2 separate regions of the Homo sapiens genome follow, and region 2 is linked to region 1. The links are chromatin contacts, found by Hi-C or POLR2A ChIA-PET in ENCODE. All regions are on one chromosome and are shown on one strand. The core of a region is the stretch at or near the end of the contact, and the rest is flanking DNA. Distances in the headings are between cores, read along the strand shown.

What was found. A loop is a pair of places that touch in the nucleus more often than their neighbours do. ChIA-PET counts read pairs that join two places held with the same protein, here RNA polymerase II (POLR2A). Pooled maps may share reads with other maps.
Region 2: a loop to region 1 is called in a map of naive thymus-derived CD4-positive, alpha-beta T cell, with 7 times the contacts of the local background. The contact joins the enhancer-like site here to the promoter of VPS37C in region 1. A Hi-C loop is called at or near these places in 1 of 168 maps with a recorded cell type or tissue (naive thymus-derived CD4-positive, alpha-beta T cell) and 7 of 50 pooled maps. POLR2A ChIA-PET finds 5 or more read pairs at or near these places in 3 of 52 experiments (activated CD4-positive, alpha-beta T cell, activated T-cell and activated naive CD4-positive, alpha-beta T cell).

The regions. Positions count from the first base shown.
Region 1 is chr11:61,157,261-61,163,880 of GRCh38, forward strand. VPS37C (VPS37C subunit of ESCRT-I) reads right to left here and starts at 4,166. Exons shown (of 5, transcript NM_017966.5): 1 at 4,131-4,166. RefSeq lists enhancers at 3,629-4,222, 4,223-4,815, 4,556-4,605, 4,616-4,755 and a silencer at 3,806-4,565.
Region 2 is chr11:61,023,029-61,029,648 of GRCh38, forward strand. LOC105369325 (a long non-coding RNA gene) reads right to left here. Exons shown (of 2, transcript NR_188502.1): 2 at 5,835-6,620. Among named protein-coding and RNA genes, the nearest start is that of LINC02954, 29 kb to the right of the region's middle. RefSeq lists an enhancer at 3,155-3,720 and a silencer at 5,649-5,708. Within about 2 kb of position 3,408, at least 4 of the 41 ENCODE cell types and tissues checked have a DNase peak (open chromatin) inside an H3K27ac peak, as active enhancers do.

The sequences.
Region 1 (6,620 bases), core at 2,916-5,415:
GGAATTGCTAGATGATATGGCAATTCTATGTTTAATTTTTTGAGGAACTGCCATACTATTTGCCACTGGCTATACCATTTTACATTCCCACCAGAAAAGCACAAGCGTTTCAATTTCTCTACATCCTTGTCAACACTTATTATTTACTGTTGTTGTTTTTTTTCAATAGCCATCCTAATGGGTGAAGTGGTAGCTCACTGTGGTATTGATTTGCATTCCATAATGACTAGTGATGTTGAGCATCTTTTCATGTGCTTATTGGTCATTTGTGTATCTTCTTTGAAGAAATATCTATTCAAGTCCTTCACCCACTTTTGAATCGGGTTGTTTTTTGTTGTTGGGTAGTAGAAGTTCTTTACATACTCTGGAAATCAATTCCTAACACTATTTTTTTAAAGCTGAATTAGCTATACTAATATCAGACAAAGTAGATTTCAGAGCAAAGACTATTTCCGGGGGCTAAAAGGGTCTTTTCATGATCAATGATACAGCTTGGATATTTGTCTCCTCCAAATCCGTTAAAATTTGATTTCCAATGTTGGAGGTAGGGCCTAGTGAGACATGTTTAGGTCACAGGACAGATCCCTCATGAATGGCTTGGTGCCCTCCCACAGTAATGAGCTCTTGCTCTCTTAGTTCACATGAGAGCTGGCTGCTTAAAAGGGCCTGGCATCTCTCTTGCTCCCTCTGTGGCTGTGTGACACACCTGTTCCCCTTTCACCTTCTGAGACGAGTAAAAGCTTCCTGAGTCCTCACCAGAAGCAGATGCTGGTACTATGCTTCTTGTACAGCCTGTAGAACCGTGAGCCAAATGAATCTCTTTTCTTTATAAATTATCCAGCTTCAGGTATTCCTTTATAGCAATGCAAAACAGACTAATGCAATACAATAAAGAAGGTCAATTCATACACGGAATATAATACTCATAAAGGTTTATGCAATTAACAGCAGAGCTTCAAAACATGTGAAACACAAATTGATAAAACTACAAGGGGAAATGGACGAATCCACAATTACAATCAGAAGTGTCAATGTCCCTCTCTCAATAACTGAAAGAACGGAAGACCAAAAATCAGTAAGGACACAGAAGACTTGAACATTACAAGCCAACCTGCCTGAATTGAAAGTTATAGAACACTTGACCCGGCAATAGCAGAAGATGCAATCTTCTCAAGTGCTCACAGAACATTTACCAAGACAGACCACAGAAGAAGTCTCAGCAAATTTAATAGAGAAGTATGTTCTCTATTTAAAAGAAAATAAATTAGAAATCAGTGTTTACCAGATAGGAGAATAAAGTAATCCTATAATGCTGACTTTATCCGTGACTAGTTGTAATCCTGCTTGAGGTGGGACCAGATAAATCAGCGGAACTAAAAATACTAACAGGTCTTCAAAGGTAGGGCCTACCTGCCTGAGCTATCTGTTTGAGGTTCACTGGGGAGACTCTCTCTCCTCTCCAGCCCATCCTAAGCCCCAGGGGTCCTACTTGTCAGCCCCAGCTAAATCAAGACAAACCTGTTTGATATTTGCTTAAGTCTTTCACATAAACCAGTAAAGGAAGATAAAGAGGTGAGATATGAATTGGAAGGAGCACCTACTAAGTAAACATGCCTTTACAGCTAGCAAAACCTCAGACAGTGCTGCCATTAGACACCTCTCTGTCATTCGGTAAGCACCTGGGAACAGACCAAAACCTTGTGGAAACGCCACATCCTTCAAGGACACTTCTAACAGAATTTCCACACAACAGAGATCCAGCTGGATTAAAAGAGCTAAATCCATTAAATCAGGTCTTGAGTGATCTAATTTTGTCAGCCTGGAAAACCCCTACTATTACTGGCCAAGAGTGTCCAGAAATGATTCATATGGCTAGTTAACCCAAAGGCTTTTTAAGGGCAAATTAACAAATTTCAAAGCAATAAACAAAAAGAAAACAAGAATCCTCAGGAATAATGTCACTTCCAAGCTACCAGTGGCCCAGCAAATCTACAAAGTTCTTAAAGGCAGTGTTTCCCAAACTTGCCTTACCGTAAGAATCACCCAGTGCATTTGTTAATAGATTTCTGGGCCCTCCTCCAGACAATAGCCCAAGAATCTCTAGAGGTGGAGCTCTGTATTTTTAACAAGCATCAGAAATTATTCTTAAGGTCCAGCACCTTTGGGAAACTAAACGGTCTGAGAGGCAGTATCACAGAGTTAAAAGCACATTAACTTCGAAATAAGACTGATGGGTTACAAATCTCACTTGTGGCCAGACGCAGTGGCTCACACCTGTAATCCTAGCACTTTGGGAGGCCAAAGCGGGTGGATCACCTGAGCTCAGGAGTTCGAGACCAGCCTGGCCAACATGGTGAAACCCCGTCTCTACTAAAAAATACAAAAATTGCTTGCAGTGAGCCGAGATCCCGCCACTGCACTCCAGCCTGGGCGACAGAGCGAGACTCCGTCTCAAAAAAAAATAAATAAATAAATAAATAAAAAATACAAAAATTAGCCGGGCGTGGTGGTGGGCACCTATAATCCCAGCTACTTGGGAGGCTGAGGCAGGAGAATCGCTTGAACCAGGGGGCGGAGGTTGCAGTGAGCTGAGATCACACCACTTCACTCCAGCCTGGGCGACAGATCAAGACTCCGTCTCAAAAAAAAAAAAAAAAAAAAAAAAAAATCCAAACTTGGCCACTTACTGGCTGTGTGACACTAGCCAGGTTATCTAACATCTCCGCAACTCACTTCATCTGTAAAACGGGATCATCACCTATTTGGACATGTTCGCAAAATTCGGTATGTTCAGAAAGCCCTAGAACAGTGCCCAGCATATGAAGCCAAGCAACAAATCACAGCTATTGCTACCTGCAAAACAGCGGCCAGAAACTGCTCAGAAAGTCTACAATGAAAATGTTCTACTTAATGGAAATTACAAAGGCACGGAACCACATTTCCAAGATAATCTAGGTAAAAGGCTTTTCTGGGCACTATGACCGCAAAGAACAAAGACTCAGTTTAGCGTCCAGTATTTTCATTGCAACAGTCCCCGATCCCACCCGGAACTACAGAGTTCAGGTGTCTGCAGGGTTGCAGCTTTGGACAACAAAGTAAGAGTCTTTCTTTCCCCAGTTCCTCGGTCACCACCACCTCCAGCTCTAAGGCCAAAAGTCACAGAACTGAGAGTCTGGTGGCAGCATCTTGGTGCATTAGTAGGAAATGGGACTCCTGGAGCCAATAAAGAGGGTGGAAAAGGCCTTAGGCAGCAAGAGAACTGAGGTACCGCTGGAGCGAAGGGAAATGAGTGGGAAGTTTCTGGAGCTGAAGACTGACATTCCCAGGGTAAGTGAGCCCAGACAAGGTGTAGCTGGGAAAGCACTGCCTCAGCTCAGCGACTAAAACCCCAGGTTGTAGAGTCCACTCTGCCAGTAACTCACAAAACACCTCCAGTTAACTCCTTCTCCCATCCGTAAAGTGGGAAATCGCCTCATCGGCTGAGGAGGAAATGAAGAGGAACCAGGCATATAATGGGTATGTATACATCAGTGCCCTTTGCGCCCAGAGGGTCCCGGGGTAAGAAATGTTCAGTGATGCTGGGAGGTCCAAGTCTGAGTCCTGAACAAAGCCAAAGCTGAAACTCCCATCTCTCAATGCCCTGGAGAAAGGGCACAAGCCAGTAAGTCACAGAGCAAAGTCCCTCCAACCTCCCCTCTGCCACTCGTCTCCCGCGTGCCCTCTGGCAAGTCGGACCCTACTCTTAGGCCTCAGCTTCCCCATCTATACAATGGGCTAATTGGCTCTAATGTCATCAGAATTGTGACCGCAAGATGCTCACATATGGGACGAGGGCCTGCAGAGACGCAGAAAGGAGGGTGGCGGTGAGTGGTGGGGCGGAACTGGAGGTGCGACCCGCCGGGGAGCCGGGGCGGCGCCTCGCGCTCTCCCTCCCTCCCTCCCACCGCGAGGGGCAGGGGCGCCGGCCCCCGGCGAGAGTCACGCGCCCCTCGTGCCCAATCACCGGCCTCTGCCAGGATGAGGCGGGCAGGCGGGGGCGCTCCGGGAGCCACGGCCGGCGCCGCCCCCACCGTCGTCCTCTGCCCCGCCCGCCTGCGGCAGAGCCGGGACCCTCCCCAGTCTCCGCTCACCTGCCAGGGCCGCCGTCGCCGCCGCCACCGCGGGTTAAACCGCAGCCGCGCCCACACTTCCGGGGTCCGCCAGGCCCGCCCCCTACCGGATGTGACCCCCTTGCAACGTCCGGCGCCCCAGTGGCGCGCGTGCTCGCCCCGCGACCCCGTTGGCCGCCCCGCCTCGCGCGCCTCTGAGTTACCACGACATCGTGCCACACACACACGCTCGCGGCCGCCCGGGCCACAACCACGGGAGCGCCCACGAGACCCCTCCAGCGCTCGCCGCACGCCTCGGCCCCGCCCCCGGTAAGAGGCCCCGCCCACTGGGCGGAGACCAGGCCGCTCTGGGCTAGTGCGCCGGCGCGGACGTCCGCCGCCTTCCGAGTGGCCAGCGAGGACTCGCTCTGTACACAGCTCGATCTTGGGAGGCTTCTCAGAGGGACCCAAAAGGAGGGGGAAGCAGATGGAAGCCCAGAACCTAGGAGGAGCCCCAGATGGGCTGAGCTCAGACTGAGGAGCCCCAAGGCCACCACACACTCATTTCCATTTACTAGTTAATCTCTTTCCCCCACCCATTCATTCTACAGAATTACCAGTATTCCCCATCTCCTCCCTTCCCCCCTGGAAACAGGAGAGTCCAGCATAATAAGGAAGCCCCCTCTGCTCTAACCCTTAAAAAAAGGAATCTGAAGTGACCTGATGTTAACTAATCAGGTGTTTTTTTTTTTTTTTCTATTCTGTTCCCTTTCCCACCTATGAAACCCACTGCTCTGCTATTTCCCAGGGGAATTTGAGACCAAATAAGTCTATTTACAATGGTAACTGATGTCAATGTCTAAAGTTTCCAACCTCTCAAAATCAAGAGGTTGACCAAAAGGGGAGAAGTGTCCAGTTTAGCCTAAAGTTGTCTCCTGGCGTATCTTAAGTTTGTCCTAAAGGTTTCTCCGTACATAGTGAACTGGATCCTACTCATACCAATCACAGAGTTTCAGCCAATCACAGGCAGCCACCTGTTCAAACCTTGTTCCAATAAGGCAAATGTCAATCTGTCATTGGTAGGGAACCAAACTGGATCCCTTTGCCCTCAGAAAGCCAAACACCGAAGTATCAGGTTTTTGTAGAGGGAAAGATTTGTTGCAAGTCAACTGGGAAGGAGACATGCTCAAATCTGTCTCCCCAAGCCAGGGGCTGTGACAGGTGTTATAGGCAGAGGGTAATGAGCAGTGATCTGATTGAATCTTGCAATAAGCAATGATCTGACTGGATCTTGCCATGGGATGATGCCATGGCTCAATCTGATTAGATCATGGCTTATACCATGTATCTACTTCTTAATTCTGTTCCGGTTCTTTGGTCTGAGCATTTAGGTTGCGCCTGTGGTTGCATGCTTGGTTCTTCTGGGCACGCTCAGGTTACATAACTTGCAACCTGGGATCATGGCAACTGAAAAAACAACTCACCACTTTATTACACAAAGTTGAACCAGATGGGGCTGGTTCTGCGCTTACATAACTGGTCCAACTGTTTCTGTACCTCGCTTCTGTTTTCTGGACATCTATTTCCTTTTTCTTTTCTTATTTTTAAATTTTAATGATTATTTTTTAATAGAAATGGAGATTCGCTATGTTGCCCAGGCTGGTCTGGAACTCCTGGACTCAAGCAATCCTCCAGCCTCGGCTTCCCAAAGTGTTGGAATTACAGGCATGAGCCACCACGCCCAACCTGCTTTCCGTTTTCTATCCCTAAATGTTATCCAACCACCTGGCAGCCTCAGAGTCACTCTGAACCTATTCTGGTTCTGGGGGCTGACTGATTCACAAATCATTATTTGCTCAATTAAACTCTGTCAAACTGAATTTGTCAAAACTCCTTCTTATAACAGAAGGGGTCCATGAAGAAGGTCAGCTGCTGACCCTTCTGAGACACTGGTGACTCCTTTGAGCGGGGGCATGTTGGTTTTGCAAACATTTCACTTGGTACAGAATGTCAGAGTGACTCCCATTGACAGCACCTGTTTGAAAGCTAGGTTGAAATTGTTTCTGAGGGTTAGGGAGGGCCAGGGCAGATGACCTTAATTTTTTGTCATAAGCCTTTTTGTGCTATGTGATTTTTTTTTTTTTTTGAGACGGAGTTTCTCTCTTGTTGCCCAGGCTGGAGTGCAATGGTGTGATCTCTGCTCACTGCAACCTCCGCCTCCTGGGTTCAGGTGATTGTCCTGCCTGAGCGTCCCAAGTAGCTGGGATTACAGGCGCCTACCACCACACCCGGCTAGTCTTTGTATTTTTAGTAGAGACAGGGTTTCACCATGTTGCCAGGCTGATCTCGAACTCCTGACCTCAGGTGATCCACCCACCTCGGCCTCCCAAAGTGCTGAGATTACAGGCGTGAGCCACCACGCCCAGCTGCTATGTGATTTTTAACTCTGCATGTGTTTCATTTCTGAAGGAAAATAATTAGGAAACACTATTGATGGATTAGCTTGAGTTTATATCCAGCAATCTCTTCACT
Region 2 (6,620 bases), core at 2,158-4,657, 130 kb before region 1:
TGATCTGGGTTGTAGAGGATGAATAGGAGTGAACCACCGACGTGGAGAGGGAAAAGCATTCCAGGCCAAGGGAATGACACGAGCGAAGACACAGCAAGAAACTGCACGGCTCGCGAGGTCAAGGGAGGTCCAGTTTGAGAGGAGATGAGGCTGGGGATGGTCAAGTCTCACACCAACCCCATTTCATGGGTGAGAAAATTGAGGCCCAGAGAGGTTAAGTAAAAAGCCAAGGTCACACAGCTAAATAATGACAGTGCTGGGACTTAAATACAGCCTAGCTTCAGAGTCTGAGTGTTAATCATGGCTCTTCCAGTGTCCCTGTGCCACCACAGCCACACGGCTGGGCATTATTACCAGAGCCCCAGCCTAGAATCTGGAGACACCGGCCTATCTGCCCACCAACAGCACAGGCACCGGCTGCATTCTGGGATACGGGGTTCGGGAATGTAGAATCATCACTACCAGGCACCCTTATAGAGCCAGCTCTGTGCTGAGCTCTGGGAGGCACAGAAAGGAATGGAGCCTGGCCCTTGCCGCTGGGGAGTTTACAGGACCTGGGGCAGAGAGAGACCAGTAACTGCCGTTCATCAACATGGTGATGATGACGGTGGGTAGCATTTACTATGTGCCAGGTATGTGTTGTTTCATACAATCCTCATAAGGGCACTCTGAGAAGGTATTATTCTCCCTAATTCGTAAATAGGGCAACTGAAACCCCGAGAGATTAGATGACTAGCCAGAAGCCACACAGCTTGGCAGGTAGCACAACTTTTCCACCTCACTGCAAAGCCCCAGTGTGAAAACACCACGCCGCACAGCGAGGGCTCATGATAAGCATGTTTAACCCACATGAACTTAAGTGTGTGCTCAGCAGCAAACAGAAAGACAAGGGGCAACCCAGCCCAATATTTCCCTTGGTTGAACAAACACCCAGGAGGAGACAGACAGGAGCTGTGGAGCCTCCGTTCCCTCAGATCCTGGAAGCCGTTCATCCTGTGGGTACCTTGCCATGCTGGGTGAGATTTTAGCTGTTGGGGATTCATTTTTCATACACGGTGGGCCTGAAACAAAGCCCACCATTTCAACGAGCTGCTCTAATGCTGCAGGGAAAACACCTGGTTTGGAGCCAGAGCAGGGCAGACTCACATGCAGGCGTCTTCCTAAGGGAGTGTTCTTTCCTTTCCCTCACTCCCTCCCTCCCTGTCTGCCCTCCTCCCTCCCTTTCTCCCTCCTTCCCTCCCTCCCTCCCTCCCTCCTTCCCTACCCTCCCTCCCTCCATCCCTTCCTTCCTTCTTCTTTCCTTCCTTCCTCCCTTCCTTCTCTTTCTCTCTCTTTTCTTTTTTTTTTTCTTTTCTTTTTTTTTTTGGGATGGAGTCTTTCTCTGTCACCCAGGCTGGAGTGCAGTGGCAGAGTCTCATCTCACTGCAACCTCCGCCTCCCAGGTTCAAGCAATTCTCCTGCCTCTGCCTCCCGAGTAGCTGGGATTACAGGCACACATCACCACGCCCAGCTAATTTTTGTATTTTTAGTGGAGATGGGGTTTCGTCATGTTGGCCAGGCTAGTCTTGAACTCCTGACCTCAAGTGATCGTCCTGCCTCAGCCTCCGAAAGTGCTGGGATTATAGGCATGAGCCACTGGGCCCAGCCCTTTCTTTTTTTAAAATGGGAAATACCTTAACCGTATTAAAACTCCAACAACATGAATTCATACCATTAAAATCTTGCCCCCTCCACCCTGCCCCTTCCTCCCCACCCGGCCCACCCAAGGTAAACACAATTGTGTCTCTGATGTAGAAAGAAGCAGATGTGAACCCCTCTTGCTGCCTACCCCTTCTTATACAGAAATGACGTCCGGGCACCCTCTTGGGCTCCTTGCTTCTTTTTACTTCTCTGGTATCCCAGATAACGTTCCTAAGGGAAGAGTGATGCTACCCATATTTGAGTTTCTCCCACATGCTGTCCAAGCAGATAACTTTTGCCTCATGTAGGGCTCCACCACACCACTACAGAGGCTGTGTGGACAGAGAGGAAGAAGCCACTAACTGCCAGGGTTTAGTGGGAAAAGCATGACAAAAGAGGGAACAATCAAGTCGGCCATTGAAGGTTGTGTAGGAGTTTGCTGGATGGATGAGTGAAGGATGTTCTCAGTAGCAACACGTGCAAGTATGGTGCATGCCGCCTGAAGGCCAGGGGAAAAGGGGGTGCGCAGGTGGGAAAGACCATGGGGAGCATCTCCAAGGGTCTTGTGTAACTTGACCCTTGTCATTGTCTTAGACCTGCTGGGAGTTGCGAGCAGTTTCTAAGGCAGGGAAGTGATCCGATGAGACGGATGCTCTAGAAAGGTTGCCGCTATGAAGCGGAGGGAGGTTTGATGGGGCTGGGGCCTGGAGGAAGGGAGGCCAGCTGGGGGGTGGTCAGCACTGGGAGATGGAGAAGAGGGAACGAGTTGGAGACGGATTCAGGACTTGGAGAGTGATCACAGACATGGGAGATGATTTTCCAACACAGCAGCCTCCAGCCATGATGACAATATGACGGTGACATTAATGATAGCTTCGATTCCTGAGGGCACACTCAGAACCTGTGTGTCGGGCACTGTTCTGAGCACACTGCAGGTACTGACTCATGTATGCTCTCAACAGCCCCATGAAGAACCAGCATCATCCCCATCTTATGACTGAGGGAACAGGCTCAAGAATGTTCAGTTTTTCCCAGGGCTATCAGCTGAACATGGTGTGGCTGGGCCCTGGCTGCCACTGCCCCTGCCCTCCTCCTTTCCATGTGAAGGTACAATCCACACCAAAGGCTCACTTCTGTGCCTCCCAATGCCCAGCTGGAGCCACACACAGCTCTTCAGGCCCCACAATTAATTGGCATCCTCCAGACATCTGAGAGAGCCCAAGGGGACCAGGTCAGGAGCACGCTCTGGCAGGATTATCCCACCAGGGCCCACATGGATGTGGCTCTCAGGCTCCGAGGCTGCTCCCAGGGAGCACAGGTACTGGCTTTCCTTCCTTGGCAGGGCATCACCTGCGGGTCCCTAACCTTGTCCCCTGGAAACCTCACCTCCGACGTACACCTGTCCATCCCCCACCCCTCCCTATCGCCCCATCTGCGGTTTCCACTTCCGCCCCTCTCAAAGACCCTCTTCATGGTTCTGGTGAACGGACAGAGCGGCTGGAGCCCGTGTGGCCACCTGGCGTGGACCTCTCTTGGCCGCCGTCCCCGGCCCCCCGTCCTCGCTTCGTGAGGATGGGATGGAGTCTCCAGAGTGGGGAGGTGCAGGGGAGCCCCAGGGAAGGGATGGGTTGAAAGAAGCTTCAGTGGAAAGTTCATCTCCCGCCACATCCTTCAGCTGTTTACCAGTTTGACGGAGTTCTGGCATCCTGACATGAAAAGAGGCTCACCTCTCACCAACATCATTGAGGAAGGACCGAAATAGCAACAAAGGGAGACAAAGGAGGGGGGCGGGGGGTGGGGAGAGAGAGTCATGAGACAGAGAGGAAAAGAGGAAGACAGAGGGAGGGAGCGGTGTGCCTGAGCAGACAGTGGAAGGCAGGAGCAGCCAGACAAAGCCTTTGTCTTCCCTGGCCCCGAACCCCGCACTTGCTGGACCCCTTACATTGTGGCCTCACTTAATTCTCAAAACCTCCCAGAGCCTTAAGGTCTCCTAACGTCTGTTACCTTCCCTGTGGGAAAAGTGAAGCCCAGAGAAGTCATGGGACTAGTTCAAGGTCACCCAGCTAGGACCAGGGGAGCCAGGTTCACAGCCAGTCAGTGCAGCTACCACGGGGCAAGCAGGAGGGCGGGGAGGAGAGAAGATGGAAAGGTGATAGGCTGGAGGGGGAGAGGGTGGGTGGGAGGCCGGGAGACCATGACACGTTCTGTCCTGGGGAAGGATCCCCCACCCCCTCCGCAGAGGACCCGGGCCCTATCCTGGCTGAGGGCAGGTGCCCCCTCCCTGGCTCCCTTCCCCCAGCTCGTCCCACTTGCCCAGCCACCCACCAAGTGCAGAAGGAGGGGGAGGGGAGGGAGTGGTCCCCAGGGCCATGGGCTCTGGCTGAGATTCATTTTCCTTCAAGCCCCCTGCTCACAAAGAGTCCCTCTACCTGCGAGGTCTCCTGCCTCCCCTCCCTACGCTTAGCCCGACCAGGCCCACAATCACTGCCTCCTCTTCATTCTTCCACACAGTGGGGAGACAAAATGATCCTCGTCCAGACACTCACAGACACATTCCCCTCCATGGCCTCCAGGTCACACACACGGCTCTCCCTAGAAACAACAGCACTGGGTCCATGGGGCTCCGCTTCCTTCCCATGGCCTCCCCTCTGGGGTGACCATCCCTCCCTCCAGGCCTCACTCTCTGCCCTGGTTTCAAGGCAGGTGAAGGCTGTTTCTTATCTGAGGATGAGATACTAAAATAACTGGGGTCAGTAGCCCCCCTCAACTTTTCTGCATAGCCAAGACACAGCAATACCCTTCATCGCATCACTCCGATAGTCACCCTCTTTTCCCCCTTCTGTGGCCGGTGCCGTGACTTCCTGCAGTCTGCTCTGCGTTTGCTGCCCTTGCCTGCAGTCCTCCCACCTTCTTGGCAACCTGAAGACTAGGTGGGTGCATCCTGCGTGCAGCAGGAGAGACTCGGTACATGCTAGAGATGTACAGCCCCAGACGCATGTCTGTCCCTGCAGGACCCTCTCAGCTCATGCCCACGCTCACCCTCTAGCAAGAACAACCCATCCTGTAAGAGAGCCCTTCTGTGGTCCAGGGCCAGGCAAGGCCACCCACCGCAGCCTTTCGTCCCCAGGCCACCTACCCTGGGGATAGCTAGTGTAGGGCTGGAAGCAGCCAAGTCCTCCTGCTAACATCAAAGCCCCTCTGGCTGTGGGGACCCCTCTGAAGTACATGGGTGATGGCAGTAGCATTAACCCTGGAGCTCTGCCCAGTAAAAACCCCAAGATCCCCTCCCTCCCTTCCTGTTCCAGGAAACTCACCTCTTCTGCCCATACTCAAGTCTTCCTACTGCTTTGTCAAGCTCTCTTCTCCTTTCCTGATTTTATGGCTTGTTCTTTCTTTCTTTTTCTTTTTTTTTTTCTGAGCCAGGGTCTTGCCCTGTTGCCCAGACTGGAGTGCAGTGATATGATCATAGCTCACTGCAGCCTTGACCTCCCAAGCTCAATCAATCCTCCTACCCCAGCCTCCCAAGTACCTGGGACTACAGGCACACGCCACCACTCCTAGCTAATTCTTTCTTTCCATTCTTTCTTTTCTTCCTTTATCTCGCTCTCTTTCTCTCTCTCTTTCTTTTTCTCTTTCTCCTTCCTTCCTTCCCTCCTCTCCTCTCTCTCTCTTTCTTTCTTTTGACACGAGGTCTCACCATGTTACTCTCAAATGCCTAGGCACAAGCGATCCTCCCACCTCAGCCTCCCATAGTGCTGGGATTACAGGCATGAGTCACTGTGCCCGGCCTGCCTGTTCTTTCACTGAGACATGTTTGAGATTTGTATGCACCTTGCACGCACCCAAAAGCACACTTTCCTCCCAGCCCCTCACTAGTATCTGGCAGAGAGCCCAGAACCCTGACTCTGCCCCCGAGAGTGAGCTCCCTGCACACAGGCTGGCACAGCCTTGTGTCACCACTTTATTGACTGTTCTTAACTCACTGACCCAAGGCCTGACCATCCCAGTGGGATGAAGCCCCAGGGGCAGAAGGAAGTTGATTTAAGGCAACATTTGTCAAAACTGTAATCCATGTACATCTTCACAGTTTTTGCTTTATCTGTAGACCATTTGTTCTTTGGGTCACTTGATAGTTTTTCTTTAAGTGGACTCACTTATTTAAAACTTAAATTTATTTAAAAAGGAATTTTTAGACATCTTAAAAAATATCTGGCAGGTACTTTTCAAAAATGCCAATGTCATAGAATACAAAGACTCAAAAACTGTTTCAGATGAAAAGAGTCAAAGAGGCATCCCGAGTGAAGGCAAGGCATGACCTGACGTTTTCTTTTGCCATAAAGGACATTACAAGGACAGGCAGTGAAACAGGAAGGAGGTCTAGTGACTACAGGGTTATATCAGTGTTAGTTCCCTGATTTTGAAAAGTGTACTATACTTATGTAATAAAATAGTCTTGCTTTTAGGAAATACACACTGGAGTACTGACACATTTAGAGGTAAAAGAGGCCTGGTGCGGTGGCTCACACCTGTAATCCCAGCACTTTGGGAGGCCGAGGCAGGCGGATCACCTGAGGTCAGGAGTTCAAGACCAGCCTGGCCAACATGGTGAAACCCCATCTCTACTAAAAATACAAAAAATTAGCCGGGCGTGGTGGTGGGTGCCTGTAATCCCAGCACTTCGGGAGGCTGAGACAGGAGAATCGCTTGAACCCGGGAGGCAGAGGTTGCAGTGAGCCGAGACCACGCCATTGCACTCCAGCCTGGGTGACAAGAATGAAACTCTATGGCAAAAAAAGGAAAAAAAAAGAGGGATCCCAACTGAACGCAAGGCATGGCCTGGGGTTTTCTTTTGCCATAAAGGACATTACCAGGACTGGCAGTGAAAGAACAGCATGCTTTTAAATAATTCAGAAAAAAAGTGTGTGTGTGTGTGTGTGTGT